Linked DNA regions of Mus musculus: region 1 is linked to region 2. The links are chromatin loops, found by intact Hi-C in ENCODE. Cell type or tissue: heart. All regions are shown on one strand. Links, peaks and the distances in the headings refer to the core of each region. The heading gives the core; the rest is flanking DNA.

Region 1 (16,251 bases), core at 4,963-12,962, 79 kb after region 2:
AAAATAAAAGTATTGTTTTAAAGCTAATTGGGTCCTTAGGGTATTATATTATCATTCTGTGCCTCAGTTTCCCTGGCTGGATGGTAATGGGCTGAAACGGAGGGGCTTGGTTCTCACATCCCAAGCCCTCTAGCTTTTTGGGGGAGGGCATATTTGACCTTGTGGAAATGTGCTAAGAATGTTTGCTGCCGCCTTAGGAACAAATGTGGCCGTTTAAATTCCCTTTGGATCTCACTTGTACCTGGGTTGAATTAGGAGGACCCCAAGGAGAACTGTGCCACCTGACCAGCTTCCCTGGTTTTCCCCTGAGCTTTGGGACAGAGCCACAACCTTCTGCACTTTCATTCTTGGGGGCCCAGTGACTGATGTGAGTTGGACCCTGCATACTGTTGATGTGGCCAGCCACGTCAACATGTGGTCCTTTCCTCCAGGGTTTACTGAGCCCCCTGCCACTGGGCATCCTCCTGAGAATCTGTTCTTCAGAGGATCACAATCAACAGCCATCCTTTATTAATTGTTACTCATTTTTGCTGCTTTTTAGTATACAGAGTAGTTGGTTTCACCATATCGTATTCCTGCACAGGGACCACTGTAATGTTATCACCTTCCCCTTTCCTGCCTTCCTTCATCCTCTTCACCATTAGCTGGTCCTCCCCCTAATAATTCCTCTTCTGCTTTCTTTTCTCTCTCTCCCTCTGATTAAGATCCTGCTTATGAAAGAAAACATGATATCTTGCCTGTCTCTCCATTATCTTCCCTTCCCTCCTCCTCTTTCCTTAGCTTTCTTTCAGTTCACCTGTCACAGCTGGGGAAGGGTATGCTGGCCCCAGCCTTCCCCTGGCCTCCTGAGCTTCTCCAGAAGTTTTCTTTCCAGGTTTTCTCATTACCCAAATTCTGACTCTTTGTATCCAGAGGCTAGACAGTTTTCGGTATGTATTTCTGGAGACTGGCTACTTTTCCTAATTGCCCTCTACTAACTCTTTTCCCAAACTCCAAGACCAAGGATATATGATAATACATTGTCCAGACCCAAGACCCAGGTCGCTTCCCAGCCTGAGGGATATTTGTATATGTGTGTGTGTGGCATGATACCTTCAACATCTGTGATGCTCATCCCACCCGGGGCTTGCTCTGGGTCCACATCTGGTTTTTTCATCCTTGTGTCCACCCATCACTGTGTACAACACCCATCAGTGGGTGAATTAGAAACAAAAGAAAGGGAAGAAGGCTTATCTGCAGAGCCTGGGCTGGCTAAAGGGCCACGTTGTGCATAAACCCAGCCCTTTACTAGAAAGTGCCCCCGCTGAATTACTAACAGGCAGGCCTCCTGGTTAGATGGCTGTGTCACTTGCCATAGTTTTCATTTAGACTTCCAAGAAGAGTGTATGCTCAGAAATCGGGTTTGTTTGTTAGTATTGAGGCAAACTTGGCTTTGCTGTTCAGATCAGTGTTAGACCGAGAATGGCTGGCTAACGGCTTGAAAGACTTTCCTGTGGAGCGCTTTCTTGTCAGAATTGATCAGTTCTAAAGCCACTGTAGTCCTCTCCGGAAGATTCCAGTTGACAAGCTTCTCCCAGTTGCCCTGGATAATCCATTTGGGGTCCTGCATGTTCCTTGGTTTGAAAATCTTTCTTTCCCTGGAACAGCTGCGTAAGCAGTGTTTGTAACCTTTTGAAATCAATGATGTTTCTGCTGGAGTTTAGAATAATGAAAGAGATGGGCTAAAGACCAGCTTTGGGGTCTTTTGTTTGTTTGGTTTTGTTTTTGACAGAGCAAGACTAGTTATATTAACTAGTTTCACCTGAGTTTTGCCAAAGAGCTCTTTGCTGAGGCCAGTCTGGTTTAACCAGAGTGTCTGACCAAGCAGCTAAACATCTCGCTTAAACCATGATCTTAGGAAAAAAAGTGAACAATATAACAAAACAAGTCTCAAGATTGACCCCAGGGCCGGCTCCCTAGTAGATGTGTGGATTGACCCGGAGACTGCACTGCCCACATCTGTAGCTTGTCATCTTCTAAATGTAAAAGTGTAAATGGTGTCATGGACAATCAGAGTATTCACCCAAGGAATACTGTAAGCAAAAAAAAAAAAAAAAAAAAAAAAAAAGAAAAAAAGAAAAAGAAAAAGGTGGGGTGGGGGCAGTGTGTTGATGTCGGATGACTATCTAACACTTAAAGTAATGCCATGCTTGTAGGCTTCACTGAACCAGGACTGGAGTGTACCCTTGTTATCTCCTCATCAGAGTTCGGAAGATTTGACTTTTGAGGCTGAAATATAAGCACTATGTATTGGGATTTAGTTTTAGAAATGAAGGAGCTAGGAGTGGAAGGGGAGTTTCGGGGCTGTGCATGTGTGCTTGCTTAGGTTGACAGTGGCTGCTGGAGAGAGCGTCTGGGCAGGATGTGACCTTAGAAAAAGTGACCAACCAAAAGCAACATCTCCTACACAGGTGAGCGAGCCTGCCTGGGTGGGATTTGAGCCTTCCTTCTGTACCTAGGGTGGTGCCTGAGGGAATGTTGTTTACGGAGTGAAGTTTCTCCACCCGGAAGAACCATTGTTTCAATATAGGAAATCAGGCGAGAGCCTGGATTTACTCTGTCATTTTCAGGAAAGGAGAAAGCTTAGACTCCCAATAATGCCCTGGAGTCCCATGACGAGCATGTAAAGGAAGCACCCGGACAGTGGAGTGTGAGCACGTGGGCTCCCTTAGTTTCCTTGTGTGATCATGGACTTGAACTCTTAGAATCCAGAATTCAGGAGCATTGATAAGGAAGTTATTTCTGCCAGCGCGCATCTCTGTTCTCCAAGCTTCACCTTCAGAGGCCCTTTAGACCGGAGGCCATTAGATTCCCTCTGTCTCTGTCTGTCTGTCCCTCCCTAACCCCTCTGTTTTCCTCCTCTTATCTCTTTAAAAAATGTCTTTTAGAACTGTGCCCGCAAATGCTCCTAGGTAGGAGTGCATGGTCACACCTGCACTGCATGTCCAGTGCCTTAGAGATGGTCTTGGGCAGACACCATCTTTGATGGCTGAGGCAAAGGCAATGGCCAGGCAGCCACTTGGTATCCCTAGGTCTTGCTGAGTTCACTTTATCCACCACTTTAGTTTTCCTGAACTTTGGATACGTGCATAAATAGAGTAATGCACATAATACTGAAATTGCCTTAAAGTTAGTTATTTTAATCAAATTATATACACACACACACACAACCAAGATGCTGGAATTAGGAACCAAATAGGGTGATACAAGTGTCCTGTGGTTCCTAGAAGGTTGAGAGTTGGGATAGTAAAGTCAGCTGGGAAAATGCCTGCCTAGCCACATGAAGCCCTGGGTTCTATTTCTAGCACCACATTAACTAGGCATGGTAGCTCAGGTCTATAATCCCAGCGCTCTGAAAGTGAAGGCAGGAAGATCAGATGTTCAAAATCATCCTGGGCTGAATAGTTACTCCAAGATCAGCCTGTGCTACAATGAGACCCTATCTTAAAAAGAACAATGTAGCAAGATGATAGCAGCAGCAGCAGCAGCAGCAATAAAAACAACAAAATATTAGATTTAGCATTTTGTCCTTAAAGAGCAAAAATTGTCCTGGGGGTATGGCTCAATAGTTAAAGTGCTTGACTTGCAACCAAGAAAACCTGATTTGATCCCTAGGTCCCACATAAAAACATTGGGCGTGGTTGCACTTGCTTGTAATCTTAGTGCAGGGGAGGCAGAGACAGGCCAGTCCCTGGGGCTCTCTGACCAGACAGTCCTCAGTCCAGAAAGTGGATGCCATTCCTAAGAATGACCTGAGGTTGCCCCCTGGCCTCTGGCACATGTGTGCATGTGTGTTCACGAATACTCTCAGACACAGACACACACAGATACACGCACACACAGACACTTTAAGAACTTTTTGTAGAAGATTATAAATTTGCTATGGGATTAGACTATCTCACTTTATTTTTTTTAAAGGATTATTTTCTTGAGGAAAGAGGAAATATAATCTAAATCCAGAACGTGGCTGCTATTTTTATAGCTGATATATTCATGCTGTAAAAAAAAAACAGCATCCAGTTGTGTGTGGTATTTCAGAAAGGACCAACTCCGTGGATGGCAGATGCCTGCATGTGAGTTCAAGGAGGTGAAACCACGTGGGGATGAGGACCCATGTTTGACCCTGGCGTCATCTCTTCCGTCCGGTGCTTTGGATGGAGTGAGTGGCTGGGCCGCTGGAAGCAGTTTCCAGGACACCGTTCTCTTAATGAATTTGGATGATTGATTTTTGAAAGGTTTTAAGAATAAGACACTGGAGGGGGCTTCGGTTTTGAAACCACACACTGTGTATTTTGCAACAGTCTTCTTAGAAATAAATACCAGTGTCTATCTGCCAGGCAGTGGTGGGCGCACGCCTTTGATCCCAGCACTCAGGAGGCAGAGGCAGGTGGATCTCTGAGTTAGAGGCTAACCTGGTCTATAGGACAAGTGCCAGGGCAGCCAGGGTTACACAGAGAAGCCCTGTCTTGAAAGAAAACAAAAAGCCAACCAAACAAAACAGCATCTTCCAAGAATACCAAGTTATTTTAAACCTGTCCCACTAACTGTACTAAGTCACTTACTGTTGCTTCTTCATGTGTGGTTTTAGATAAAAGGTCATGAAGAATTGAGTGGCCTCTGGCTTACTTTTACCTCAGTGCCACTGGGTTTTTACTGCTGGAAGAAATTCTCTGCATGAGAAACGATTGCTGGGTCACATCTGGCGAGACGTGATGTCCATGCCAGAACGTGCAAGAGGAACTCGTGCATGTGGGTCAGGGAAGCGGATGGGGCCGGTTGCCACCTTCCCGACTTCAGATGCAACCAACCCTCCACACATGTCCACCACATGAGCAGGCATTGACACACTGAAGACTCTAGCTGCACTGCCAAAGAGCATCCGCAGAACAGACTGAGGTACGAGCATCCGTACCTGGAATGTGCACTTCCTAAACTCTGAGAGAGCTTTGCTTTGAGCATGGTACTAGAGCTGAATGATCAGTGCGCCTCAGAGTGCGCAGGCACCTCAGAGTGCGCAGGCACCTCAGAGTGCGCAGGCACCTCAGAGTGCGCAGGCACCCAGCTCCTGGTACAGATAACCACTCTGTGAGGGGCTCTCTGTGCTTCTCAAAAATCCAAACACAATGTCTCCAGCCACCTCCTGTTCACAAACACCAGTAGCATGTAACTATGTTATATGAGAGAACTGTCTTAAGCCACAGCAGAGACTAGCTAATGTCAGCTCTACCTGCCTTCAGTCTAGACACTGGTGAGTGTTTTACTTTAGCAAAAGCAAAAGAATAATAATACTGCAAGCCCCCTGGAGCTACTGGAAAATATCGGCAGTTCTGAGGTGCTATTTAAAACCATTTTCATCTTATTCATATACTTGTAGACAGAGACAAGAATTGCCAGCTGATTTCTTTTTCTGTACCTCTTTACCTAGGTACCATTAAGAACCAAGAGCTTTAAAATAGTTGCAGTGGAGTTAGTCCCAGGAGGAAGGTTGCTATTCTAGGAGAGCTGTGTTTGTCTGAGATGGACTTCTGGTTATTCTATGATGGTGGTGGTGGTGATGGTGATGGTTGTGGTATGGTGTGTGTGTGCCTGTGTGCCTGTGTATATGCATGAGAGGGGGTGATGGGTAGAGAGACACCTGACCATTGAGAAATTGCCTTGACTTCTATGGAGTAGACAAGAAAGTTCTAAGCTTCCCTGGTAGACATGGCCTTTCCCCTTTGCCAGGGCTTCTGTGGAGGGATCTGGAAGGATGTGGTCAAGGATTCTGGCCTATTCCATTCCCTAGGAAACTGTAGACTAATGCATCACCAGCTTGAGAGGCAGATCCCCGTGAAAAGCCGTACTTTGGTGACGATAGTTAACAACATGGAGATGTTCATATGGAGACTGGTTCCAGGAGCAAGGAGAGGGCATATAACTGTCTCCGGGAATCTCTAACTGTACGTGTTAGAGGTGGCCAGACCGGGTGCATCTTGCCAGGAGAAGAGGAAGGCACTCAGATGGTTGGGTACCTACCCCTCTCTCTCTGTCTCTCAGGAAATGCCTGACGGTCTCTGCATCAGAGCTAGGACACTCAGCACAGCTGTGCAGACTTCCCATGCCCAGAATCTCCCGAGGTCCTTTAAAAAGGAAGGGCTGGTGCAGAGGCGACTCATACCCAACCACACCTGGGACCCCTTCCTTCCTAGGCTTGCACCGTGTTTCCTGACCCTGCTCAGCCTGTGTCAGGAAAAAGGAGAAAGAGGGGGCAGATGAACAGGGAGAGATCACTTGTAAGCAGGGTGCCATCCGTGGAAAGGAACAGCAGTGGGACTGAGTGACTGGACTTTTAGCTGGAGTAGCTGACGTGACCAGTTTTTCTAAGTGTTTCAGTTTGCACACACACCCCTGCCCCCCCCCACCTCCCCCCACTCCTCCCCTCCTCCACACCCCATGTTTCCACTGGGTGGTGCTGTAAGAATTCCTACCTTTTTGCCTCAGGAGTTTCCCCTTCCCAGAAAGTCGCCTCTGCAACATAATAGAAGGAAGTCCTGATTTAGAAAGGTTTCACAGTTTCATCGACACAATGAGAGAGCTGGAGGATGCTCTGGCAGGAAGCGCCCCAGTTGCTGGATGTGGAAAAACCACCATCATTGTGTGTCCTGCAGAAGTGTTCTCAGCGTGCTCGGGGCTTGTGGGTTTTTTTTTTTTTTTTTACTTCTACCAGTTGCCTCTTTAGCACAAAGAGTGTTCAAGTTTATCTGAAAGATTCCAGTTTTCTGTCTCTTAGAAGGAAGATTGCTTTGATTTTTTTTTCTTCTCGTAAAACCATCTTCAAGTATCAAAGTGAATAAACCATTCCTAATCTTAAATCAAGCATAGATGTTCCAGTGTTTCTCCCCGAATTCACAAGATTGAATTTACTAACATTATAAGCTAGAACATTTGGGGGAAAGGTCTGCCAATCCAGCCAAGGTCTCTGAAATACACGGATAGAATGCTGTGGGAAGGAGTGCTCACTGCTCTCTACGGAAGCTCAGCTCAAAGACCGCTGGCAAGATTTGAGTAAGATAAATTGTCTGTGTCTGTGTGATGGAAAGTCACCAAGGATGCTCTGGGTGCCAGGTCCCTTCCAGGGGCTGCCACACACAGGTCAGAAACTCCCAGGCTGCTGCTCTCCCCAGAAGGAACAATTCTCAGGAATCATTTCTGAGTACTATGCAAACGTCCATGGGGGGTCCGGTGGGGGATAGGTTTCCACTTCCGTCTTCAGGTTCCATAATCCTTGCGTCCACACGTCAAATAAAAGGACCAGTCCCTCCATGTCTGAGTTCTGGAATTCACAGAGGCTTATGTGCTGAGTTTTCCATTAAGAGCCAACCTCAAGCTAGGCCTGGTGACACAGGCCTGAAATCCCAGCTACTCAGAAGGCTGTGACAGGTACAAACTTGAACCTTGCAAGTTCAAGGTCAACTCAGAGTCTGTAGAGAATTCAGGATCAGCCTGCACCTTACTCAGATTTTGACTCAAAAATTTAAAAAGTGAACAGAGCTATCAACAGTTGTTGGTCCAGTGCGACTCCTAGATTCAATACCCCATTAAACAACAACAACAACAAAAATCCTCTTGGGTGAAACTGGCATGTCTGTCTTTCTCTCTGTCTCTCTATCCCTCGCCATCAATAATCAATCTGTCTGTCTGTCTATTTCTACCTCTGTTCACTGAGGGAACTGGCCAAAAGAAATGTGGCAAAATGTCTTGTACTAATTTAATTTAATTTTAGTTTTTGAGATAGGATCTCTGTGTAGCATAGGCTGTCCCAGAACTCACTCTGTAGACCAGGCTGGAACTCACTGAGATCTGCCTGCCTCTACTTCCATGTGCCAGTAGGCCCAGCTCAGATTGAGCAAACAGAACCCAGTCCAAGTGCCTGGAGTCACAGAGTGGTAAGGTCAGAAATCAAGGACACTTCCTGACTTGATCCTGCTGAGAATGTCACTTTGTCTTTTGGCTAACTCCCGTCTTGGCCACAGAGAGGTGTAGGAAGCAGGCTTCTATTCCAGCGGCTGTCAGCCTCCCTAACGCTGCGACCCTTTAATACAGCTCCTCATGTTGCAGCCACCAGCAACCACAAGATCATTTTTGTTGCTACTTCCTAGTGCTTTTGCTACCGTTAAGAATCATAATGTAAATATTTGTGTTTTTTGATGGTCTTAGGTGACCCCTTGTTAAAGAGGCTGTGGCCCACATGTTGAGAATTGCCATGCCAGCGTGACAATGTACAGTGTGATTAGGGACCTGGACTTGAGAGCAGATATTCCTGAGAGCAGATATATTGGGGGTCTGTCTGTTCTGATTACTGGGTCCACACATATTTGTCTTCATGTTTTTAAGGCACGGCTTCACAGTGGCTGAGGATGGCCGAGAGTGTAAACTTGACATGCATACTCAATGCAATAAACTCAATGATGCATGAATGACCACTGAATATTAGCATTTAAAGGGAAGGCTGCTATAGGGGTGAAAGTTTGGGGTTTAGCCTTTTTCTGGAGAAGCCCCTGAAATCTCAGCATTGGCAGAGGTGGAGAATGTAGAGAGGGGTTTCTCAGACTAGGACTCTTTTTCTTTTAAAACGATTTATTTACTTTTATTTTATGTACATTGGTGTTTTGCCTGCTTATATGCCAGTGTGAGGGTGTCAGATCAGTTGGAACTGGAGTTAGAGACAGGTGTGAGCTGCCATTGTGGGTACTGGGAATTGAACCCGGATCTTCTGCCAGAGCAGCCAGTGCTCTTAACTGCTGAGCCATCTCTGCAGCACCCCAGACCTGGAATCTTGTTTTGGAACTTAGAGATTTCCTGTAGAGCTTTACAAACCCTATTGATGTGATATGTTCCAACATACACATGTTTATATCTATATAAATAGACATATACAGAATATTTTCCCCCAAGGAGTCCCCAAAATGGTCCATGGGTCCAATACACAAGGAAGATCCTTCCCTGTGGTTGGGGTGATGTGTGTACTCACATTTTTAGATGTGTGATTATATGTCTTAGGTGGAATATATGAGCTTGTTGCTGTTTAACAGTTTTGAGCCATAAGAACAGTAATTTCATGCCCTTCCACCTAGTAGGTCCTGATGCTGTGAGGAACCGTGACTTGGACCAGCCTTCCGATGAGGCTGGCTATTTGATGAGGTGGATATTCACAGCCCCCTTTCCTGTTAGGCATCAAAGCCTGGCAAGGTAAAATTCATCAGGCAGCCTGTAAATCTCTTTACCCAGAATGACTTGGGTTGTGTCTGGTGTTAGGAAATCATCTTGAATTTTCACTGGAGGCTTGATTGGATTCATGGGATCGATTGCTTGGGAGAAGCCCAAATCCAAGGGGGCCTTCTAAGCCACAAGCCCATGGGTGTTCTTTCAGAGAGCAGCCCGGCCGGCCGTCGTGTCAAGGGTTAAAATAGAACTGACACACAGACCGAATGAAACCAGAGCTGCAGTTACAAAGTGGGACAGATGTGGGAGGGCCAGGTTTCCTGTGGCCCATTTTCCAGTTTCCTGCCTGCAACCTGCAGAAGAAGAGGAAGCTCAGCGCTAGCAAAGTCTGAGAACCCTCGGATGGGGGCTGTGCCGCCAGCCAGAAATAAGAGTCGCGGGGAGAGCCTGGACAATAAAAACAATCGCATAGAAAGTAAATGGCCAGGTTCTCTTCCAGAAATGTCTGGAAAGGAATGGCCCTTCTGTTTAAAGAAAAACACGCCCCACATCTCTGGGGCGGGGGTGGGATGGGGGTGGGGCGGCTGTACCCACCATGCAAGAACCTCTGTGCTTTATGGCTCTACAGCTCGACTCGGCTTTCAAGACATGGTCGGTTTTCTTAGAACCGTTGGTTACCTGGAGTGATTTTTCCACCCAAGCACTGTGGTTTTCTACCCCATCTCCTGGATTTATGGATACACAGAGAGGTAGCCGTAGACAGCCCAGGGGCTGCTGCCTCTGTTGGGAAATCTAAGCGACTAGTTGGTTTCTTTCTTCACTCTTCGCTCTAGCTTCACATTGTGGTCTGATGTTTTCAAATAACAAAGACAATGGAGGTGTGTGCGTTGAAGATTCCTTGCGTTCTTTTTTTTTGTGTGTCGGGCTACCTAGAGAGCTGAAGGGAATGGTGCACAGAGAGCTCAGAGGGTCAGAAGATACTGGAAAAGGTGGATAATGCTATTTTTCCCCCAAGAGAGCGACTGTAAAATGTCTGGGATCTTTAGCTTTTGTTAACCATCCATAAAGCCAAAATACTTCAATCCCACCAGAAAGAATTTAAGATTAAAAAAAAAATGGTAGCTTTATACACTTGTTTAGTGAGTGTTTGTTTTCCCATCACGTGCTGTGTTGGAATCGCAGGGGATGCTAATGAGATGCTGGCTAAGAATTCCTAGCACGTTTGTGCAAGCCTTGTTTCCTAGAAGGCAATATTATAAGGTACTCGCGTGAGCTTTGCTGCAGCCAGATAGCAAGCAGGATAGTATTCTGAGCTTTCCCCGGGCTATCCCAATTAGAGTTGACTAGCATCTTGGAGGTACACAGAAGGTGTGTGCTTCTGGGACGCCAGATATTTATTTATCTTCTAGGTGGCTCACCTTTTCTCCAGGCCCAGAAAGTACAACTTGTACCTTGAGGAAGTTCTGGGACGTTGCCACGTTAGAGATCAAAGAGGACCCATGAGAGGCTGTCTAGAGAGCTCTGAAAAGATAGGATAAGATAGGGCTGGGTTGTGCCCTGCTGGGGTGGGGTGGGAAATGGATGAATTTGCGGATGTTGGAGGAAGTAGAATGACCCATGGACGCCATCTCAATGGAGGCAATGTAGCCATCCACTTAGTTTTCCAAAGAAAACACCCTTGTACGTGAGCCACCAGCAAGCCAGTCAAGTTGCTTTTGATTTACCCACAGATGACAAAGTTCCAGGAGAGCTGGGCAGTTTGTATACACAGTTGCAATTCTGTTCTGGCTGAGCGGCCATCAGGTCAGTAATTTCTCCCAAAAAGTTCTCTCCTCAGATGGAAGATTCAGTTTTAAAACGTGGCAAAGTGTCTTGCATGGTCTTAGAGGATAAATCGCTAGGTTGAGCAGTGCCCACTTCTCTTTGCTGTTCCTCTGTTTCTTTTAAAAGACAGGAACAAGCTGTAGATTGTCTACAGAAGAAAGGAAAGCACGGACATTGGTTACCCCACGAGAAGAACTTTGAGGAACATGGACCCTTGGAAGGATGTCATACCTTTGTTTTTCACTTGTGACAGCTGGCAATGACTAAAATGCTTCCTGAAAATAAATTGTAATAGTCTTAGGCTCATCTCAGAAAAAAAAAATGCACCAGAGGTTCTCAACCTGGGAGTCATGACCCCTTTGGGGGTTGAATGACCCTTTCCAGAAGGCCGTCAGAAAACACACGTATTTATATTACCATTCGCAACAGTAGCAAAATGACAGTTATGAAGTAGCAACAAAGTAATTTTATGGATGGGTGTCAGCACCGACATGAGGAACTGTTGCAGCATTAGGAAGGCTGAGAACCAACCACTGCCCAAGACAAAGACTTCAGAGTTTGTTGGTGTTGTGTGTTCATGTACTTCGCAAATTACCCTTGCATGCCTAAAAGTTGCCCGTCCTGGGGTCTGGCAGACCCTAGATGTATTCCTGTTCCTTGGTTTCAGTGGGTTTGTGGATAGCAGTGAACCTTTCCTCATTGGACAAAGAGCTGCAACCCGGAGAAATGTCAGCAAGAGCTTGGTTTTGGTTTTTTCTCCCCCCACCCCCCTCCATTTCTGGATCCACACACATCTTAAGAAAAAGACAGCATGCTATCTGAGTGTCTCCTTTGTGTGTCCTTCACACAGGAATATCCCTTGTTTTCAGACAGCAGGTGTGATAGCTCACACCTTTAATCCCAGCACTCAGAAGGCAGAGGCAGGTGGACCTCAGTGAGTTCCCAGTCATCCCCCATCTACATAGGGTGTGCCAGGACAGCTAGGGCTACATAGTGAGACCCTGTCACAGATCAAAGCAGGAAGAAAGAAAATCAGAAGGTCCTTTTACCTGCTTAACTGCCACCTCTGTGAAATCCCAGAAGCAAAGCTGATAACGTGCAAAGAGAAGCATCAGGTGTGGTTCAGTAGGAAAAAAAAGGAGGAGGGGGAGGAGAAAAGTAGAAGAAAAGAAGGAGAAGGAGGAGGAGGAGGAGGAGGAGGAGGAAGAGGAAGAGGAAGAGGAAGAGGAAGAGGAAGAGGAAGAGGAAGAGGAAGAGGAAGAAGAAGAAGAAGAAGAAGAAGAAGAAGAAGAAGAAGAAGAAGAAGAAGAAGAAGAAGAAGAAGAAGAAGAAGAAGAAGAAGAAGAAGAAGGTGGTGGTGGTGGTGAAGTTTTGGATTTCTAAGAAGCAGTTCAAATCTCTGGCTCTGGATTATGAGTCTGCAGCCAACTCAGAGGACATCTGGCGCCACCTCGTGGCAGATGGAAGGTAACATGTCCTCCACGTTAGGAAGGAAACAGAGGGGAGGATGCCAGGGAGACGGAACCTCTGGAAGTCCAAAGACCGCTTCTCAAGCAGGCAATCTCCTGGCTGCAAAAGCAGCCAGTCTGTTCCATCTTTTACTTTGTGGTTCTGTCCTAAGGTGGGTTTTTTTTTTCACACGAAGATTAGGAAGAACAACAACAACAACAACAACAAAAAATCTCAGGTTTACATTTGTAAAGAGCTGAGTGTTGAAAACACAGAGTGAAGATACTCACTTGGAGTATACAAAAAATGTCTCTTCCTCATAGTACCAGTGGCCCCCTTGCACTTCTTTCCTCTGTCTGTTGCCCTAACCAGCCAGCTTGGGTTATGTCATCCACAGACAGACTTGTTAGTCTAGATCCTCCTCCGCCCAGTGCAACAGTTCTCATCTACTTGATTCCCTGGCCTTTTCCTGGAACACAAGTTCCATGGGAGCAACGGCATGGCCAGGGGCAGCATGGCCAGCAGGGGTCGCTCTCTGCTGACCCGCCCAAGTTGGAGGCCTCTGGAATTATTGTCTTATGCTAGCCGGGAAGGATAGGTGCTGTGCTGCCTGTAAGGATATCAGACAACAGTCCTAACAATGTACACAGTTACATTCCAAGTCACCTTGTAAGCCGACAAGCACACTGTGGCTCAACGTTCACCTGGATGTCGTTGACTGTATTGAAGCCATTGATTGCCTAAAGACAAAGCCCACAGTCCATACAGTATCTGAATGATGCTTTTGAGCTGGGGGGGTGGGGGGGAGGCCATCTGATGTCACAGCAGCATCTGTGAAGAGCTTTCCTTGTTTAAGAAGTAAAGGCAGCTAGTGTTTTAAGTAGTACTTGCTTTGTCCCGGATAGTTTATTAGCGACCTTGTAATATTCAATAGTAACCCTGCAAGGCAGGGATCTGTATCCTCTATACCACCACCATCACTTTACCTGTGAGGACATACGTGTAGAGAAAGGTGAATGACACCCCTAAAACCCTACAGGCAGGCAGGGCAGGGCAGACGCTCAGAGATGAACACAAAGATGCTCAAGTATCTTCTCACCTGCCGAGTAGCCTTCTGGGTATGCACGGGCACTCCTTAGAGGTGTGGAAAAGAACCCTGCCCTAGTCAAGCCAGCAGTGTCTAGGACCTGGGGACACTGGTCGGTGGTTTTATGCTGATTTTTATGGAAGCTAATTTACAGCTTTGTTTCTTATAGAGGACTGGCTGTGAACTAATTCTTGTCCATAGATACCCAGTCGCGTCTACAATGCTTCTTTGTTTCTCTCCCACTCTTTCTTTCTTTTTTTTTTGTCTTCATTTATCTGTTTCACTATTCCTCATCTGTAAATGCCCCATTATTCAGATTTTTTTTTTTTTGAGACAGGGTTTCTCTGTGTAGCCCTGGCTGTCCTGGAACTCACTCTGTAGCTCAGGCTGGCCTTAAACTCAGAAATCAGCCTGCCTCTGCCTCCCAAGTGCTGGGATTAAAGGCATGCGTGACCACTGCCCGGCTATTATTCAGATTTTGATGCCATTATAAAATCTACCTAGTTCCTTTGTCTTAATAGACGAAGTGAGTAGACAGTAGACTTAATAGACAGTAGTGAGCAGGAGAATATCTTTGACCTGCATTCATTGTAGATCCATCTGGCAACTGTGATTTTTAACCTTGTTTGAAAATTCCATTTTTAAACAAAGACATTTCTTCATTTTCGCTGTCTCAGCAAGGTCTTCTCCGACCCCTGTACCCCTGCCCAAGCCCACAAGTACATCCTGCTCCTTGCCCAGCTTCAGTGACTTTCCATAACACCCGTCTTCCAATACACTGTAACTTAATTCATCACGCGTTTTGTTGTTCACAGCCTGTCTCTTCCACTGACATGTGAGCTCAATACGGACATAAGCCCTTTTGTTTACTGATGCTAGACAGCATCTTGGCATAAGATAGATATGAGAGAGAGAGAGAGAGAGAGAGAGAGTAGAGGTTGATGTTTCCAGTTGGTTATAGTATAATATATAGCATAATATATAATACTATAGTATATATTATATACATCTTATTTAAAAGAACCTACATTGATATACTCAGTATCATAGCTTTTATTTTTCCCTTTTAATACATTTATTTATTCTTGCTCTGTGTGTGTGTATGTGTGTGTGTGTGCACGCGCACACACGCACATGCACATGCACGCTGCATGGGAATATATCTTATGACATACATGTGAAGGTCAGAGGGCCATTTGTTGGGAGTTGATTATCTTCTTTCCCTATGTGGATCTTGGGACTAGAACTCAGGATGCCAGGCTATTGAGAAAAGTGCCTTTATCTGCCTCGCTGTCTTGCTGGCCCTGTCTTGTTTTGTTTTGTGAGATGTGAACAGGTTTCGGCAAACATCATCTGCTACGCGTGAAGCTAGCTGTTAATTTGAATTGACTGGGAGAGGATTGGCTTTTGCTATTGAATCTCATACCATCCTGAGCCTTTTGTACCCAGCTTTGCCTTTTATGAGGAAGGAAGACGACAGTAAAAAGTGTAATAAAGAAAGATAGGCTGTCAACACGGCTGGTCTATCAGTCTGCTTCCTGCCTCTTTAAAGGGGGGTTTTTCAGATCTGATGAGCCATTTTATTTTATTTTAATCATTTAATTGACATGGTAATTGTATGTATTTATGAGGTGTGATGTGATGTTTTGATACTTGTTTTCTGTGTACAAGCAAATCAACAACATTAGTACATTCGGTACGTAAACATTCACAGTCCCTGTATGATGAGACTTAACCTGGTAAGACAGTCTAGCAGACAGTGTGCTTGCAGGCAAGCCTGGAGACCCGAGTTTTATCCCTGAGAACCAACTACATGTAGCTTTCCTCTGCCTTCCATTCGTGTGCGTTTATGCTATGATGTGCATATGCCCCTCCCCTCATAATTTTTTTAAGGGATGGCATTAAAATACCTGATAAAACCCCACATATTCAAAACAAGAGCTAGGCAGGGCAAGAGAAGCATATTCTAATTAGCAAACAAACAAAACCAGAGTATGTCGTGTGTTCTCTTTAATATGTGGATGCTTTAAAAAAGTGACTTCGTAGTCAATACTAGGGGCTGGGAGGTGGGAGGGCTGGGTGAAGGGGGATTCGACAGCAGAAGCCAATGTATACAGCTGGAGGAGCAAGTTCTGTTTTAGGGACCTATACTTCACAATAGTCTATTGTTTATCTTAGGAAGATCTGCAAGACAGAAGTCTGAGGCTCCAAAAATAAAGAGAGTAAAGAAGAAGCCATCATCCTGATTTGATGGGTGCCCCTTTGTGCATGTTGACACATCCTCAACCAACAAAACCCAAAAAACCCAAAGCGGAGTGGGGAAGAACATTTAAAAGCCCAGACTACCAGGGAATGGATGTGGGTGCATTTGTCACATTTCTAGCATTGCGCTCAAGAGTTCTAGTCCTTGGAAGCTAGCAGGTCTGGGCATCCAGCCAGATGAATGTCAGCTGATGACACATTGTAACTTAAAGCCGGCTCTGATACCAGGACATTGTATCTATGCGGTGTTACAATATGATACAGTCTCATGGATACACTGTATCCATATAAACACTTGCTGGGATGACAGAGCCCACAGCCTGTCCAAGTTGCAAGGCTTTTGTGAATTCTTCCTCCTGGTAAGTCCCATAGTAAACTGAGTCAAGTAC
Region 2 (16,251 bases), core at 3,945-11,944:
GAACTGCTGATTTCCAGACAACACAGATGGCAGTTGCTCCAAAGAACTTTTCTCAACTGGTTCACTCTCCTTGTATCCTTTCTTTTCCACTACCTCTGGTGGGTGGTGGGCTAAAAGGGAAGTTAAAGCGTTTAAGAACCATCATTAAAAGTAGACTTTGAAAAATATTAAAGTGGCAGGGGTAACTTACAAGAGCTTGGGTGAATCTCACATCTGCATCACAGACAATAGCCCATCCCAGTGTTAAGTGATGACTTACAGAAGTTATAGCATCAGATTCCTATCACAGTGTGTACAACTGAGAAGCTGATCTACCGAGATCTCCTCGATGGATTATGGGAAACAAGGCTATTGAAGTAATCTTCACCTGCCTCCACCCCCATGCACTGCACCCTGCATCTCATGGTGGGCTGATGGAGGTAGCCTGGTGAGGCTCCATATTATCTCCAGGGTCTCCTGCAGGTGACCACAGGTGCTCTGACTAAAGATGCCCTAGCAACTTACAGGGTTTCCTTATGGAGCTCAGGCTGACCTTGCACTTGTAATCCTCCTGCCTCAGCTTCCTGAGTTCTGGATTACAGGCATGTGCCACCATGCCTGTCTTTGTTTACTTATTTCCACAGTGTTTTCATAATCAAAAAAATGTATCCTTTTATGTTTCAGTAATATTGGTTAACTCATATCCAGCATCAACATGTACCTGGTACCATTTTTATCAATTTTATATGTATTAAGGCACTTACTTATCTGTAAGCTACTCTAATTTCTATTCTTCACATACCACAGCACTGAGGAACAGTAGCGTACCTCATTCCCAGTAGAGTTTTAATAATATCAGCAAAACAAAAAGATGAACAAAAAATTAAAGTAATTGGGGCTAGAGAAATGGCTCAACGGTGAGGGACCCTTGTTCTTACAGAGGAGCTGGGTTCAGTTCCCAGCACCTACAGGGCATCTCCCTGCCTTCTGTAACTCCAGCTCCAGGGGTTCTGACACACTGTGTTGGCCTCCACTGCCTACAAGCCATACACATACACACATTCAGGCAAACACTCGTACATATAAAATAAGAATAAGCAAATCTTTATTGAAGACTGTAATCCTAACACTCAGCTATAATCACTGTTAACATCTGGTGGGAATGGACATCTATAAATCAGATATGGGTGAGGGAGAGCAAATATCAGCATAGTTAGGGGTATGCTCGATGTTGTTTTAGTTTTAAATTAAAAAAAAATTTTAAATGTTAGTTTAAAAATTAAAAATTTTAGATTACATTTTAAATTTTTAATTAAAAAAATTAAAAATTAAAATGAATCTCAACTTTGTTTTAGTTTATTTTTTCATCACTGGCAGGAACAACCTAGAAGAAGATTTATTTTTGCTCTCAGTTTCATGGGAGATGCAGCTGGGGCTCCATCAGTGCCACTGGCAACTTGGCCAAGCAGAACTCCTTGTTTCCTAATCCTCTGAAGTGAACAGGTCACACTGGGTCACCTTAGCATCTCCCCTTATTATACCTCTTTCCTGATCTGGAAACTTGCAAGCCCAGACTCTTTGACTTGGCATAGGATGCTGCGGCCCGTTGTCTTAAACTCCTGTCTCATCACCTTCCCACTTTGATGCTGTCTCTATGACTTATAAACTGTGGAACGCTCTAGTATCACTTAGCCCTGTTTCCCCTCAGGACCCTCATCTGTCTCAGAAGGATAACAACCACAGTGATGTCACTTGATTCTCACTCGGACGTAGTCATCAGAGACCAATCAATGCTCAGGACATTAAAAAAAAAAAAAGTTTTCCCACAAGGCCAGATGGTAGATACCTTTGACTCATCGGGTCACAGCCTCTTTCTAAGATGACCAACAGCTAGAATCTGAATGTTTGTGTCTCCCAAAAAAGTGTCTAGCCCTAGTCCCCAAGATGATAGTATTGAGAGGGGGACAGGATGTTTGGACACATGAGTGGAACCCTTATAAGAGGGATCCCAGAGAGCTGTAACCTATTCCACATTGCAATTACACAGTGAGATTACATCATAGGTATGAATCTAAAAGCTCTTACCAAGCACCTAATACAGGTGCTTTGAACATCCCAGCTTCGAGAAATGTGAGAAGTAACTCCCTATTGTGTATAGGCCACTCAAATTATGGTCCAGCAGCTCCAAGGGACGAGATAGGCAGCCACAGACAACACAAAAAAGAATGAATATAACTGGTCCACCAGTGAGATTTTATTTATGGTCACAGAAATTTGCATTTCAAGTCATTTACATGTGTCATGAAATCTTTCAATCTTTTTTTGGGGGGGGCAAGGATTTAAAAGTATAAAAAACCTTTCTTAGTTCACGGAGAGTCGGTTACAAACACAGGTGCTGGACTAGGTCTGGTAAACAAGCTAAAGTTTGCTACTCCTGGTTTCGAACACCACCGGGCACACAGGAAGAGCTTTACAAGTCTAAGAGAAGCGGTTACAAGAAAGGGGAGGGACCAGGACCTGGGATGTGACAAGGAGGTGGGAGTGGGACAGATGTGTCAAACAGAAGATGGGCTAAGGACCCACCATCCTCTGAGCATCTCTCTCCCTTGTGGGGAGCGGGTGTGGCGGCAGTCCCAAAGGCGCCAGAGACTGCAGCTAAGTCATATGACTTGCACCTGACTTCCTCATATAAGACACGAACATCTTGAGTGCTGCGCAGGTGTACCAGGATTCAGGTGAATCCAATTTGGTGGAGATTTGCCCCTGCTGCCCTGATTAGCTGAAGCTGCGTGCCTGGTGAGGTGGCGTGGCCTGCTGTGCGTGGATGGGAACTGAGAGTATATAAGAGTGAGAGGCCCGGGTTAGAGGGAGGATTATTATTCGAGAGAGGATTGTTATTATAGGGAGATATAAACAAGGGAGATATAAACAGGGGAGATATAAACAAGGGAGATATATAGAGAAAGAAGAAATAGGACTGAATAAACGTGTGCAGAAGGATCCTGCTGTGGCGTCGTTCTTGCTGGCGAGTTGGGGGCGCGCTCGACAGTTGGTGCCGAAACCCGGGACAAGAAACATCTTCAGGCAAGAGCGAAGACCCCCTGCTACAGGGAGGATTCAGAACTGCATCACGGGGAAGGAGCAGTTAATAAAGGTTCCCGTAAAACAGACTGTTGAGAAGGATCTGGTGTGGATTCAGAACTCTTCAGCTGGGGAACGGTACTGATGAAGAGAAAGAAGAAAGATGAAGACTGAATAAACTGCTGTTAGAAGGACTGGTGGTCGCGTCGTTCTTGCTGGTCGAGAGCAGGCGCGACAATTGGTGGCCCGTACGGGGAACCGACTCCCCCACCGAGTTCAGAACTTTCAGCAGTCAGTGGTTGCCGGCAGGGTAAGTTCACGGTGAGTGAAACTTGTGACCCCAGGAGTTTGGGAAGGACCTCGGATAAAATAGAGGTGAGCATAAAGTTGCCAGGAAGCAGGCACAAGGTAACGAAAGGTTCCTGGTTTTGGGATAAGTTAAGGTTCCTGGTTTGGGGACAAGTTAAGGAACTATGATAACCTCAGTGTAGTGATCAATAGATCCTCGCTGTGTAGTTATGCTTTTTTCTCCCATTGACCCTTTGTGGGTAGGTCTGATAGTTTTGGTCTTGTTTGTTCTGATATATGGACTCTGTTACTGTTTGAAACTGTGTGTAGAGGCAGTCAAGACAGGTCAGAAAATCCTTATAGAGCAACAAGAAAGTATGTCGGAAGAGGAGAAGGGCTTAAAAAGAAAAAGAAAAAGAAAAAGAAAGGAGACACAGTGTTATCAGGTGGTCAAAAAGGACAAAATAAAAGAGCCGAGGTGGAGGAGGAAGGCAAATTAGCTTTTGTGCCGCCTCCCTATGCCTCCTCAGCAGCCACCTGTAGGTGGACCTTCTGTCCGGATATTTGGAGAGGATCGACCAGATCAGGTGTTGACGTGGGCGAGAGGGTCTGTTTGTGTGTTTCCACAGGATTAGACGGAACCTCTTTGGGTGCCGGAGAGATTGGTGAGACGCTGCAAGAATGAGGCTCCTGATCCAGTTGCCCCTGTGGATGTGGTGGATGATCCCACAAGCACAAAGGATGGAGCCAAGATGAGAGATCCTTTCGGTATTCCAGAAGCCGATACCAGCTCGACATGACATTCAAATTTTTCCACGCTTTTTGATCCCTGAATTCCCCTTAAAGAGATAGCCCCTCTGGCTATCTATCCCTTGCTTCAGAGAAGATGAGCGGGGATGAGAGCCCTGGGATGTATGCTTGTTATAGTGTGTGTGTGTGTTGTGTGTTTGGCACATGTGTTAGGTGCAGAGTGTGCAGGCCCGCACTTTTGCCATGGTAGCGTAGGCTTTTGCTGCAGTGGAGGCGGGACAATCTCCTCAGATTCGGTTTGCCGCTCTAAAAGAAATTATGCTGCGTTATGCCGTGGGGTGCGAGGCTAAGCACTGCACAGAGGATAGCTTGCTGTTGGCATCCTGTGGAAGGTATGTCTGATTGCATGAAGGTTCAGTGTCCTAGTTCCCTTCCCCCAGGAAAAACGACACGGGAGCTGGCCAAGACCTCTCTGGGTGATGAGCCTAAGGGATGGTTTTGTGTAGGGCCCCTATGCTTGCACACTGGGGATCAGACCTCTACCTTCACCCATGAGGCTTGCTTGCAGCAATTAAGATCTGGCCATAAGTTAATTAACATCCTGGCCTTTTGATGCACCTGCCACAAGCAAAACACAATCTCCCCAGGAGTGGCTTGGCATGATAGAGAGGTAGTCAGTGATAAGACTCCCTGGGCATGTCACCAACCTAAGACAGGGATCAAACCAATGCTGTTTGTCTCCCAAGGACGGGTAAGGGGCATGGTTTCGAGGGGCTATCTACAGACATTCTCTCTGCCAAAAAAGAAAAAAGGGGGAATTGTGGGGAGCGGGTGTGGCGGCAGTCCCAAAGGCGCCAGAGACTGCAGCTAAGTCATATGACTTGCACCTGACTTCCTCATATAAGACACAAACATCTTGAGTGCTGCGCAGGTGTACCAGGATTCAGGTGAATCCAATTTGGTGGAGATTTGCCCCTGCTGCCCTGATTAGCTGAAGCTGCGTGCCTGGTGAGGTGGCGTGGCCTGCTGTGCGTGGATGGGAACTGAGAGTATATAAGAGTGAGAGGCCCGGGTTAGAGGGAGGATTATTATTCGAGAGAGGATTGTTATTATAGGGAGATATAAACAAGGGAGATATAAACAGGGGAGATATAAACAAGGGAGATATATAGAGAAAGAAGAAATAGGACTGAATAAACGTGTGCAGAAGGATCCTGCTGTGGCGTCGTTCTTGCTGGCGAGTTGGGGGCGCGCTCGACACTCCCTGAGGTCGTTGGCTGGCTTATACCCTTCATTTGCTCATGGGGTTGAGTAGAGCTCAGAGGGGTTCAGTAGCATGCTCAGACGGCACTGCACAGCTTATCTACGGCACAGCAGGGACGTGAACCTGCTCTTTAGAGGACATAAAAAGACTGTACTTTTCCCACGGCCACCATTCACATATTTCAGGAAGCTTACGTGAAAGATGCTACGTCAGTGGAAGAAACCATTTACCTTTGACCTTGTCAAGTGAACAGTCTAGTGGGAAAGCAGATATTCCTCTGAGCAATTCTAACTGAGGGAGACACCTCCTACTGCCAGAACCCCTGTGAGGAGCCCTGGGTTTACAATCCTAGCCCGTATTTGGGAAATCTGGGGAAGTGATGTCTAAACTGAGACTGAAAATGGAGAAGGAAGGGCCCAGGAAAGCAGGAAACAGAAGGATCGCACTAACCCACAATTTTGCCTGTGTAACCAAGTGGCCAGCTTAGCGCCCCAATATTTCTGAAGCTGGTTGTGTTCCTGGTGGCCTCTGATAACAACCCCATGGTGCCCTTGGCTCCCTACCATCTCTTGTCCTGAGTTGCCTTTGTATTTCTGTCCCCCCCCCCCCGCTCCCTGGAGACAGAATTCAGTCCGATCTCTGTTTTTATCATCACACCCTTGAAGTTACTCTATTCGTTGGGGAATGTTGACTCCGATTTTGGTGGAGGGAGGGGTCCTTTCTGGAGTTGGGTTTCCTGTCCCTCCAGGCTCTCTACTTCCTTCCTGGAGCTGCAAACAGATCCTTCCTTTGTCTTGTGGGACGTGTCCTGCCCACCTCTGTGGAGAGGATGAAACCCTATTTGTCATATTAGACAGTGCTGCCTTTCCAAGAGAAGCTGTGAACATTCTCTCTACGCATCAAGCCTTTCTTTGTATCCTCCTTTATAGATGAGAAAACAGAGTTGTTCACCCAAGTGATGCTGTTGGGAGTGACAGGCAGGTCAGTCTAAATCCCAGCTCCCTTTGCTCAGCTACTGTGCTCTGTTTTCCACCGAGATGGAGGACTGCCCGGGAGGGAGACCCGAAGAAAGAAGTCAAAAGTCCCCAGTGGCTGGGTCCACATAAGAGAATCAACTTCAAAAGAAGTATTCATTTCTGATTACCTCCCCGCCATCTGAAGGTGAATGCTTCATACACCTTCTTCCAGAGTGAGAGAGGTAGACAAGATTGGCTGTGTTCACATCTGACCCCCACCACCACCCTAGACACCACCAAATACACAAGGGTCCTCCATGAGAGAAATGTAGGTGACCCAAAAGGCCACAGTTACTGTGCTTAGCTTAGTAAGAGAGTTGGCACCCCCGTAGGGTCAACTAGAGTAGAGGGCCCAGGCGTGGGGGGTCTGCCCACTGCTTGACCTGAGACAATTCTGGGAGACAGCAGTGAACAGACTCTTAGGAGAGAAGAGGAGAAGGAATCAGGAAATGATAAAGGAAGACCTGTTCCACGTTGGGGAAAAAAAAGGGGGGGGGGCAATGTTTGAGCCAAAGTGAATTTTGGTCACTGAAGCTAGAAGCTAGACAAGTTCATATGGGCCTAGGTCTCAGCTTGGCTCTTTGGAGCGCTTGCTTCCAAGTCAGGGACCTTCATTAAATGACAAGGAAGTCAGTGTCTCTAGCTATAAACAAAGCCTTGTTTCCTGAGTCCAGAATGCCCAGGGAGAGCCATTATCGCTCTGGTGTTGCGAATTCTGACCCTCCTCCACGGCTGAGTGTATGATCTCTTCTGCTGACCTGCTGACACGAACCTAGAGGAAAGCAAAGAACAGGAGGAGCCCCGCCTTTAGGAAGTTCTGAGCCCAGAGCAGCAAAACCGGGCTTCCTCTCCCCTTCACTCTCAGATCTCAAAGGTCACTGTGGTCTGGCAAGCCCTGCCCCCGCCCCGTCGAGGCCTGGTTCAGCTCAGCTCCTCTTACCTCACACCCTACCAGCCAGCAGCCCCCCAAGTTGAGACACAGCCACCTCTCTAGCCCACCTGTCCCCTGGTTGGACTTTCGGACATCTGCTCTTAAGACACAAAGGAAACCAAAACCCAAGGTCACAGTGGCAGATGCTGCCAGGCCTCAGGAAGTATGCTTCTGGTCCAGGGGACAGCCCTGGGCAGCCCTGGAAAGAGGAAATCCTCTTTGGCATCCAAAACAAAGATTGTGTAGACCAGTGTTGTCCCTAACGACCAGCCATCTGTAAGCTGTGACAGCCTCCGATTAGTCCCAGCTTCTAGGTGTGCTGGAAAGAATGCACAGGGGTGGTAATGGATGGTAATGAAAGGTTACAGGTCTGGATGACTAAATGGCACCAGTGTGAGGTCCAGGAATCCCAATTAGCAAGGCTCCTATAGAAACAGATGGAGCCGAAAGGTGTATTGGCTCTTCAGTGTGAGCAGATCTGTGGGCCCAGGCCAAGACACTACTGAATCACATGTCTAGGATCTTAATGTTTCCCTACCACAGATGAAGACTTGGGACTATAAACTCTAAACCTAGCATCTGGGTTCGGTGCACCTCCCCTACTACCCCTGACCCCCCACAGTATCCAAATTCTAAAACTCTGTGCATTTTGTCTTTTATATAGTTGGTAACTAATTACCATATCCCAAGAATAGTCACATCAATTGGTGACAAGTTTGGAAATGTGACAAGTCCCCCCCCCCTTTTTAAAGTGGAATCAGCCCGCTAATTGCACAGGCTATACAAAAGGCAAAGTGTCTAATTTCTCACCTCTGGGGCTGTCAGATCCCTGCTCTATTCTGCTGGAGGCTTAATTCATGCTGTCAGGGTTACCATGGAAGATTGTATATGCAACTCTAATTTGAGTGCTGTGGGTTCCACACTTTCTCATCCTAATGGCTCCTGATCAGGGTCAAATTTGCTCCTGCAAAGACATCTGGTGATACACATGGAGACAATTCCAGTTGCTGCCATTTGGAGAGGGGACATGCTCCTGATATCTATCTATCCAGCAGGTAGAGACCCGAGCATCTCTATGCAAAGATTCAGCCAGCCCGGAGGATGCTAGTGTTGAGATTGGGAACTCTAGACTAGACTGAGAGCTGAACCAAGAAAAGAAAGGCCAGTCAGTGAGCTGTGGAGAAAGGCCAGGAAGGTCTGTGAGAGGCAGCTGCTCTCAGGGGCCAGCAGTGTCAGGAAGAAACCCAGATTTTCATGAGCAAACAGAGTTTGCCAGATTTAATTAGCTCCCCGATGGATAAACCCGTCAACTCCAAAGGCACTACCAGAAGCCCGGACTTACCCAGTTTCTGACAAAACCTCCTATGTTCATCAGTTCAGAAAAGCTCCTGACTTATCACCTTGTACCCCTGATGGTCCAAATGAAGCTTTGAATTTCGGGAACGTCTTGGAACATCCAATAACAGTGTTGGAAGGGTTACCGATCATCTTCACAAACTATTATAACTAGTTATGGATTGGCACCTCTTACATATACACAATGTAAGTGTGTGTGTGTGTGTGTATGTGTGCATCTGCATGTTCTTTGTTTTTGAGGTAGGGTGTCACTATGTAGCCCAGGCTAGTCCCAATTAATGCACTGGGTGACATCCCAAACCAGGGATTCCAGGGCCCAATTTCACAGCTTCAAGCTTCGTTCTGATATTATTAGTTGAGTGACCTTTTGGGAATTCTTCTTGATTCCTCAGTTTCCCTGTGTGTGAAATGGAGACAACAATACGAACCCTAAGTGAGGCCTGTTCTGAGAATCAAATGGAGGATCATGGGAATTGCTGAGGTCAGCATCTGCGCACAGTAGGGGCCTTGATAGCTGTCACTGAAAAGCAAATCAAAATGAGCAAATCTAGCAAATGCAGTCAAAAATTAAAATAAAAAACGTGAAGTTGTTCACTCTGACGGGGTACCATAAGCACATAAGCCATAAACACACCTTCCAGGACCCCACAGGAAACCTCTCTAAGTAGCACAAGACTCACAAAAATTGACTTCAGAGCTTAATAAATACAACAAGGATTTCATACCTGCTACTCCATTTAAGGAAACATTGCTTTTATTTTTTTTTAAAGGCAGCCCTTTAAAATAATAATAATTTTTGCACACCTGGGAAATTAGAAAACTCACAAAGTTACTTTGCAAGGCACACTCATGTCTTCTAAGCTTGCTGGGGCTTTTGAGAAGACAGGGGAGGAGATAGGGGCGGTCACAATGATGCTCACATCCTGAGCCACAGCCCTTACTCCAACCCAGAACCCTGGCAACTCCATGCAGTCAGTGGTTCATATTGGCTTCAACCCAAGATTACAACGGCTGGGGATTTGGGGGTCCAGTAAGTTTTCAAAACACTGCCATTTGAACAGCTATATAATTGTCTTTATGATTTTTGAGAACCCCCAAGATTCATTATCAGAAAGCTTATTTTCTTTTGATTAGGTCTCACTGTGGACCCTAGGCTGACTTCTAACTCATAAGCTCTCTGCTTTAACCTCCCACGGCTGGGACGGCAGGTGTATGCTGCTGCCATCAGTTGTTAATAGACATCATTTATTACTGTATATTAGTTACACAAAATGATGAATTTCACTATACTTTCCTATGTATATACATTTAAAATATGCTTTGATCAGAGTCGTCCATCAGTGCTCTCCCCCACGTCTTTTTCCGCTAAAGCTCACAGTGTGGAACTCCTTATAAGATAGGTGCAATGAGGTTGGCCTGTGGATCACACTACTGAGACTGAGACAAACTCAAGTCTAGGACTAGGAAGGGACCTCCTCACACTCACGTGGTTGCAAACCGAGAGGCAGCCCGTTGTCTCTGCAGTGAGGGGAAGGTGGACCAAGAGCACAGCCATGGCTGCTGAGCAGCCCTCTGTGAGCTGGAGAAGAAGCCCCTTGATCATTTGATACGATGCTGAATTCTCATCCATTCCTTAGCCTTTTGTTCCAAGGAACAAGGTGGGTAATGCAAGGAGCCAGAGGGCCAGAAAATGGCTCAGTGGTTAAGAATACTTGCTGCTCTTACAGAGGACCTGGGTTTAATTCCCATCACCCACATAAGATGGCTCACCATAGCCTATACCTCTACTTCCTAAGCATCTGTCATCCTCCTTTGGACTCGGGTGGTACCTGCGAGCATATGGTGGGCATACAGACAAGCAGACACACACGCATACATGTAAAATAAACAGCTTCTTCTTAATGTACTCAAAAGGCAAGTTTTCTCAAATTGATTCGCTACTAGTATCACAACCCTGAGAATATACTAAAACCCACTGAACTGCTATAGGTGAAGTGTACATCATACAAGTAATATCCTAATAAAGCTATTATATGAAGAGAAGACAGAGAAAGAAGGAAAAGGGGGGTGGAGAGAAAGGAGAGGGGGAAGGGAGAGGCAAGACATGACTAAAGCACAGGGCTGTCCTGGGCAATATCATCAGATGCTGAAGCAGCAATGTGGGTATGGATACCCTTGTAGGCCAGGAGGATGTGACTTTCACATTCATGGTGGGTTCTACGCAAATGGGTGATGTGGTCTGATTATTAAAGCAATTTTGTCTTGCCTATAGACTGACTAGGGGACAAGGGGCAATTCTCCACTAGAAAACTCCATTTTTCCAGAAGGTTCTGGTAAGAGGTTGGATGGAGAGCAGTGAGGACTACCCGTCCACGTGAAGCCTCACCCCTCAGCCTGGGTCCCATCCTCTCCTCCTCAATGCTCGCCAGCTTCTAAACTAAGGGAAGAGCTGAAAGAGTTAGCCAAGGACGACACCAGATGGATATCCAGCCCGTTTTCGTCGCTTGATTTGGAAATGGGTCAACTTGTACTGAAGTGGTCACTTAGCAGGTAAGGCAATTACCTCCTTTGTGAGTTCAAGGGCATAAGTTCAAGGCCCAGATCCCACTGAAACAAAAGCCAGACATGATGGTGTGGGCTAGTGTAATCCCAGCACAGAGATGGGTAGGTCTATGGGGCTTGCTGGCCAGCCAGTCTAATTTACTTAGTGAGCTCCTGGCCAGTGAGAAACCCTACCTCAAAAAGAAGGTAAATGGTACCTGAAGAATTCTACCTAAAGTTGTCTTTGGCGCACACACTCAAACACACACACACACACACACACACACACACACACACACACACACACACAAACACACAAAACCAGACAACTCTACCTTATTCACTTCCTCAGTTTTTATGACACAAGACAATTAGGAAGGATGCTTATCTTATAAGAGTGATACCTGAGTCCTTTGGTGGTAGCCAAGTTGCTGCAGTAGAGAAATCTACATGAAGATTAACGTGTAAAAGAAGCCAGTTGGCAGAGAAAGATCCCACCTAGGCCACAGCCAAAGAATAGAGCACGGAGAGATAGCTGTGATATTCAAATGTGGGACAAACAAGTACTAGGTAGATGATCTACAAAGAGTCCCGAGTCTCATGGCTTTTGAGCCACTTCTTCAGTTCACAGGCTTACTCCCTTCCTAGGACCCCCTTTCCCTTCCTTAATAGCCACCTCTTTTTCCATGCCTATCCATGTGTCTGCGCCTTGTTCGAGTACCTTGGGACCCAGGTACTCTGTGACACTTAGGCAGCAGTTCAACTTCCCAGACCCCTGCTTCTGCCACAAATGTGACCAGAGCCCACCCGAGCCAGCTTTTGAAGCCAGAAAGGCCAAAAGTGAAAAATGATTTTCTCTGTGACTTCTTAGTCACTTTAGTCACACAGGAAGTAAGCATGCAGATTTATGAAAGCTGCCGGAGGGAAGTGTGAGCGGCTCCCTCCCATCTTAAGGATTAGTCACTCCCTTTAGGGGCCCGGTCCCTATGAAGCTCGCCAAAAGGGCCACTCAACATGACCAGTCCATCTTCGTTTAAAAGTCCAACCAAGATGTGTCCTCCTCACTGGTATAGGTATCAACTCTATTCTGGGGAAAAATATCCTGAGTCTTGTAGCCCATCCAATTTTGGAGACCCTTTAAGGGGAAGAGTAAAGATTGCATGCTTGGGTAGGAAATAAGTATTCATGGAATGTAAAAATGCTGACTAATACCAAGGGCACCACCAAATCCATTAAAATAACACAATGTTTTATTTGCTAATTAGTTACCTGACACCCCTGCCCCATTCCCCATCCTGTAGGCTGTTTCCCTTGCAGCTGTGACTGGAATCTCCTCCTCTGAATGACATCCATGTGATCACCTGATCATTTGAGGATGGGGACAGGAAGGTAATCTGACTTCCCCCTTGTATGTTTTCTTTCTGTTAACGCTGGCTGTTCAGAGGAGTCTCTTCGTGCTTTAGAACCCTTCCCTGGAAATGTTTCTTCAGTAGCACCCAGTACAGCTTCTTGCTTAGCATCTTGACAGCAGCTGGACCACTTGGTCAGCTCTATGTCTCTGCCAGGCTTAAGGTGGCTAAAGAACCGGGTGGTCACTGTGTCTGAGAAGAGAGCACAGCAGCTTCACATTGAGATCTTTCCTTGAAGGGTCAAAGGCCACAATAAAATGTTCCAGAAGGCACCAGCCCAAGCAGGCAATGGAGGTCAGGTTTTTTACAAATTTGGTAGGAGCCACCCAGGATTGGTGCCTCCCTGATGCCCCACAATGAAGGGGTCTCTTAGAGTTTTAGAACAAGCTTGAACTAAAGAAGGGGCCAAGACCAATTTAACTCCATGTATTTCTCAAAATTCCACCTCCTCAAGACCCATCACTGAAAATCCTGCCGGATGAAGAAAGTCTATTTAAGGAGAGATATTTTTACCCTCCTCTAGCCTATCAGATGCTCGAGACAATGGAACTCAAGAAATTTGAATTTTCCTAGGACTCTCACGCTAGGAGCCGGAAAAGGCTGGATCTTGGTGCAGCCTGGTGAGGAGTTTGTTTCCAGGAAGAGATTTGACATGGTTCAGACAACTTGTCGGAATACCTTGTGGGAAGAAATGATGAGTGACAAGGACGGGTGGGACCTTGACCTAGATTGCTTATCTATTTATGAACGACTCTTGCCCTCTATTTAAGCCTAAACCTTCAGGACACTGAAGATTGGGGTAGGGAGAGGGTGAAGGAGCAGGATTGTGGGTGGGGAATGGGGCTGCACCTCTCTGTTTCTCTTTCCAATGTGGCCACATGGAATACATCGTTCTCTGCTTTTCAATGAGTGGTTGGGCCTAGCTCATGAAGACTGCCAGGGGCCCAAGTTTTGACCCTACCTGCCCTGATAGCATCACCATGAGCTAGGATGACGATAGCTGTCTGAGAGGAGGAGAATCACAAGCAATCACAGCCATGTCCTTGATTCCCAAAGAGAAGCCAGAGCAGACGGCTCCATTGAGAAAATGAAATCCACCGCTGCGTGGAGGATTTTACTTTTCCTACCCAAACTTCCTCTGGAAACCAAGCACAGAAATGTAATGCTATATATGTTTGCTAGTTTGCTTGGGTCAACTTGACCCAAGTTATGGTCTTCTGGGAACATGGAACCTTAACTGAGAAGATGCTTCTGTAAGATTGGCCGCGGTAGGCAAGTCTATAGATATGTAGGGGTATTGTCTTGACCTATGTGAGGACCCAGCTCACTGTGGTCCTGGTCTGTGTGAAGCTAAGCAAGCCATGGGAAGTGAACCAGTTACTCAGACTGCTGCTCACTGCTGTGAGACTCCAAATGACTTAGCAGATGATGTGGATGTCTAGAATGACCCGAGTAGCCCCCGTTCCTCAGCATCACCACCAGCTCCTAAAAGGAAACCATGTAATTGCAGTAGCTAATGCATATTCAGTGTCTGGGGGGGCCATGTACTAATGCCTGGTTTTTAGTCCCTTACCTGTATGGTCTCTTGGGGTTCTCACAACATCTGCTAAGGGAAGGACCGTTGCTACCTTCCTGACCATATGAGGGAGGCATCTGGATGATACCTGGTTATTCTGCAGGTCTGTCTTTCCCCAGAGCTCGTGTTGTTTAGCCCCATGCTAGAGGATCATGAGACACATCTAAACCAAAAGTTATAGTGTCCAAAGGGTTACTCTCTAAATAAGACTGCCCTACACAGTGAAAGCATAAACACTCCAAGGCTGACATGGTGGCTTTACAAGAGAAACCCAAGTTTTCTGGCATCCTGAGTCTTCTCGCCATCCTCAGCAAAGCTCTACCTTATGGTTGAAGATTGCTGCTCAGGCCCTGCTCTCCTGCCTGAATTCTAGCCCTGGAGAAGGAAAGAAGAAAGAAGCAGTTGCTATCCTTTGTCTTTAAGGTCATGGCCTGGATTCGACATATATCACTTGTAATCTCTTTGGCTAACATCCCTTCAGTCAAAACTCATTCCTCGATTACTCAAGGCATAAGAAGGCTTGGAAGCAGAGTCTTGGAGCTGGCTGAGGATCAGGGTCTATATCATCAAAGAAAGATGTGGGGGTTTGGGTTTGGGGGACAAGCAAACTTACTGCCTCGGTGACAAGCCTGGGTGAAGGGATCAAGTGTGGATGGAAGTTTCCCTTGATAAGACTTGGTTATTTCCAATGTGTACCATTTCATATGAAGATCTGTGATTTTTTTTTAACCAACTGTCTGTACCTTGAGAAACTCTGAGACATTAGTGAATACTGCTGCCCAGAAAGAACATTCAGACATGAGCAATTATTTTCATAAAGAAACAAAACAGTCTATGGTGAGGCCAATCTACTTCCGTTCCCTCTTGGGCTGTGACTATACAAAGGTTAAAGCACCTGCACAGTTCAGTCCACAACAGTGCAAGGGCCTGGTGCTCCTTCAGCCTAGGACATGGCTTCCAATAGATTTGGTCTTTCTCCATCTACAAGTCAGTAAATTAGCTTAGACAGAGGACTGACCGACTTCTGTACAAGGCTAAGATCTCATTTCCTTTTCCAACACCCCACCCCAATGCCCTGTTCAAACTCACATGTTTGCCTTCAAATTGAGAGAACACACACACACATACACACACACACACACACACACACACACACACACACACACACACACACACACACACAGTCCAATGCATATCCAAAGCCCGAGGCCATTTCCTCTCCTTGATTGCTCTGATCTGAATGACAGGTTAAGATGACATGGCATGCATGCTGGTATCCATTCACTCATAAAATGAGCTGTTAAACAGAATGGTCAATACAAGGCCTACTTGGTGGCCCACAGGCAAAATATAATTGATAGGTTCATGGCCATGCTCCATGGAGAAAAACGGATCCTATAAAATTACAGGCATTGTCAACACAACCCCAAAGCCACCAGACAATCTAATAAACGAAGAGATGAAAATCTATCAAATGGGTTAGTTAGAAAACTCACTTATGAAGACCACACTGCAAAGCAACAGATTCCTCCATTTCCAGCTTATTAGCCAGGCCATGGGAAGGCATCAGCAAGAGCAATTATAAAATAGGGGTCTGGTGGTGAGAAGTCACCATATCCTCTCCCCTGTCTGTGGCCAGAGCAATTTTTGGTGTTTTTTTTTTTTTTTTCCAAATCTGTGGCAATCTCAGCCCATTTCCTATAATTTGCTCCTCCATGAAGATGAAAGAAATCTGGCCATTTTTCTTCTCCTGTTAAGCACACTATGTCATCTTTTTTTCCCCATGTTAAATGACCCAAGTCCCCCGTGGCTGTTTTTCAGAATGTCTTATTTTTAAGCTATCAGTATGGCTTTCCTATGGATTTCATTATAATAATAATGAAATAATAATAATGTAAAATTCCATACTGGGTTATTTAATAGAGTTTTGCTCAGCTTGAGGAAAGCTAAAAGATCCCATCTCAGTCTTCAGCCTTGTCTAGTCTTGCCCACAGGCTGGGATTAAATGTTCCCTTTGGCCCTCCACCCTTCAGTCTTACCAGTTTTTCTTCTATAAAGAT

What was found. Peaks named below come from ENCODE experiments on the same cell type or tissue, not always from the same donor. Only the 100,000 strongest peaks of a DNase experiment are listed, where the experiment ranks them.
Region 1: a loop joins it to region 2, with 11 times the contacts of the local background. A loop is called at or near these places in 14 of 42 quality-filtered maps.

What each region holds. Positions count from the first base shown.
Region 1 is chr10:93,288,322-93,304,572 of GRCm38, reverse strand. All of the region lies in intron 1 of Elk3 (ELK3, member of ETS oncogene family), which reads left to right. It overlaps Gm32551 (a long non-coding RNA gene), which reads right to left. Exons shown (of 2, transcript XR_871953.3): 2 at 15,108-16,251. Among named protein-coding and RNA genes, the nearest start is that of Gm32551, 11 kb to the right of the region's middle. In heart, for the core only: CTCF peaks have their summits at 6,492, 12,509 (motif pointing left) and 12,833; DNase peaks (open chromatin) are centred at 6,572, 9,652, 10,752 and 12,522; H3K27ac peaks cover 2,553 bases.
Region 2 is chr10:93,366,410-93,382,660 of GRCm38, reverse strand. No RefSeq gene overlaps it. Among named protein-coding and RNA genes, the nearest start is that of Gm17745, 38 kb to the right of the region's middle. In heart, for the core only: no CTCF peak of the experiment used is centred there; DNase peaks (open chromatin) are centred at 6,120, 6,690, 7,160 and 7,490; H3K27ac peaks cover 1,940 bases.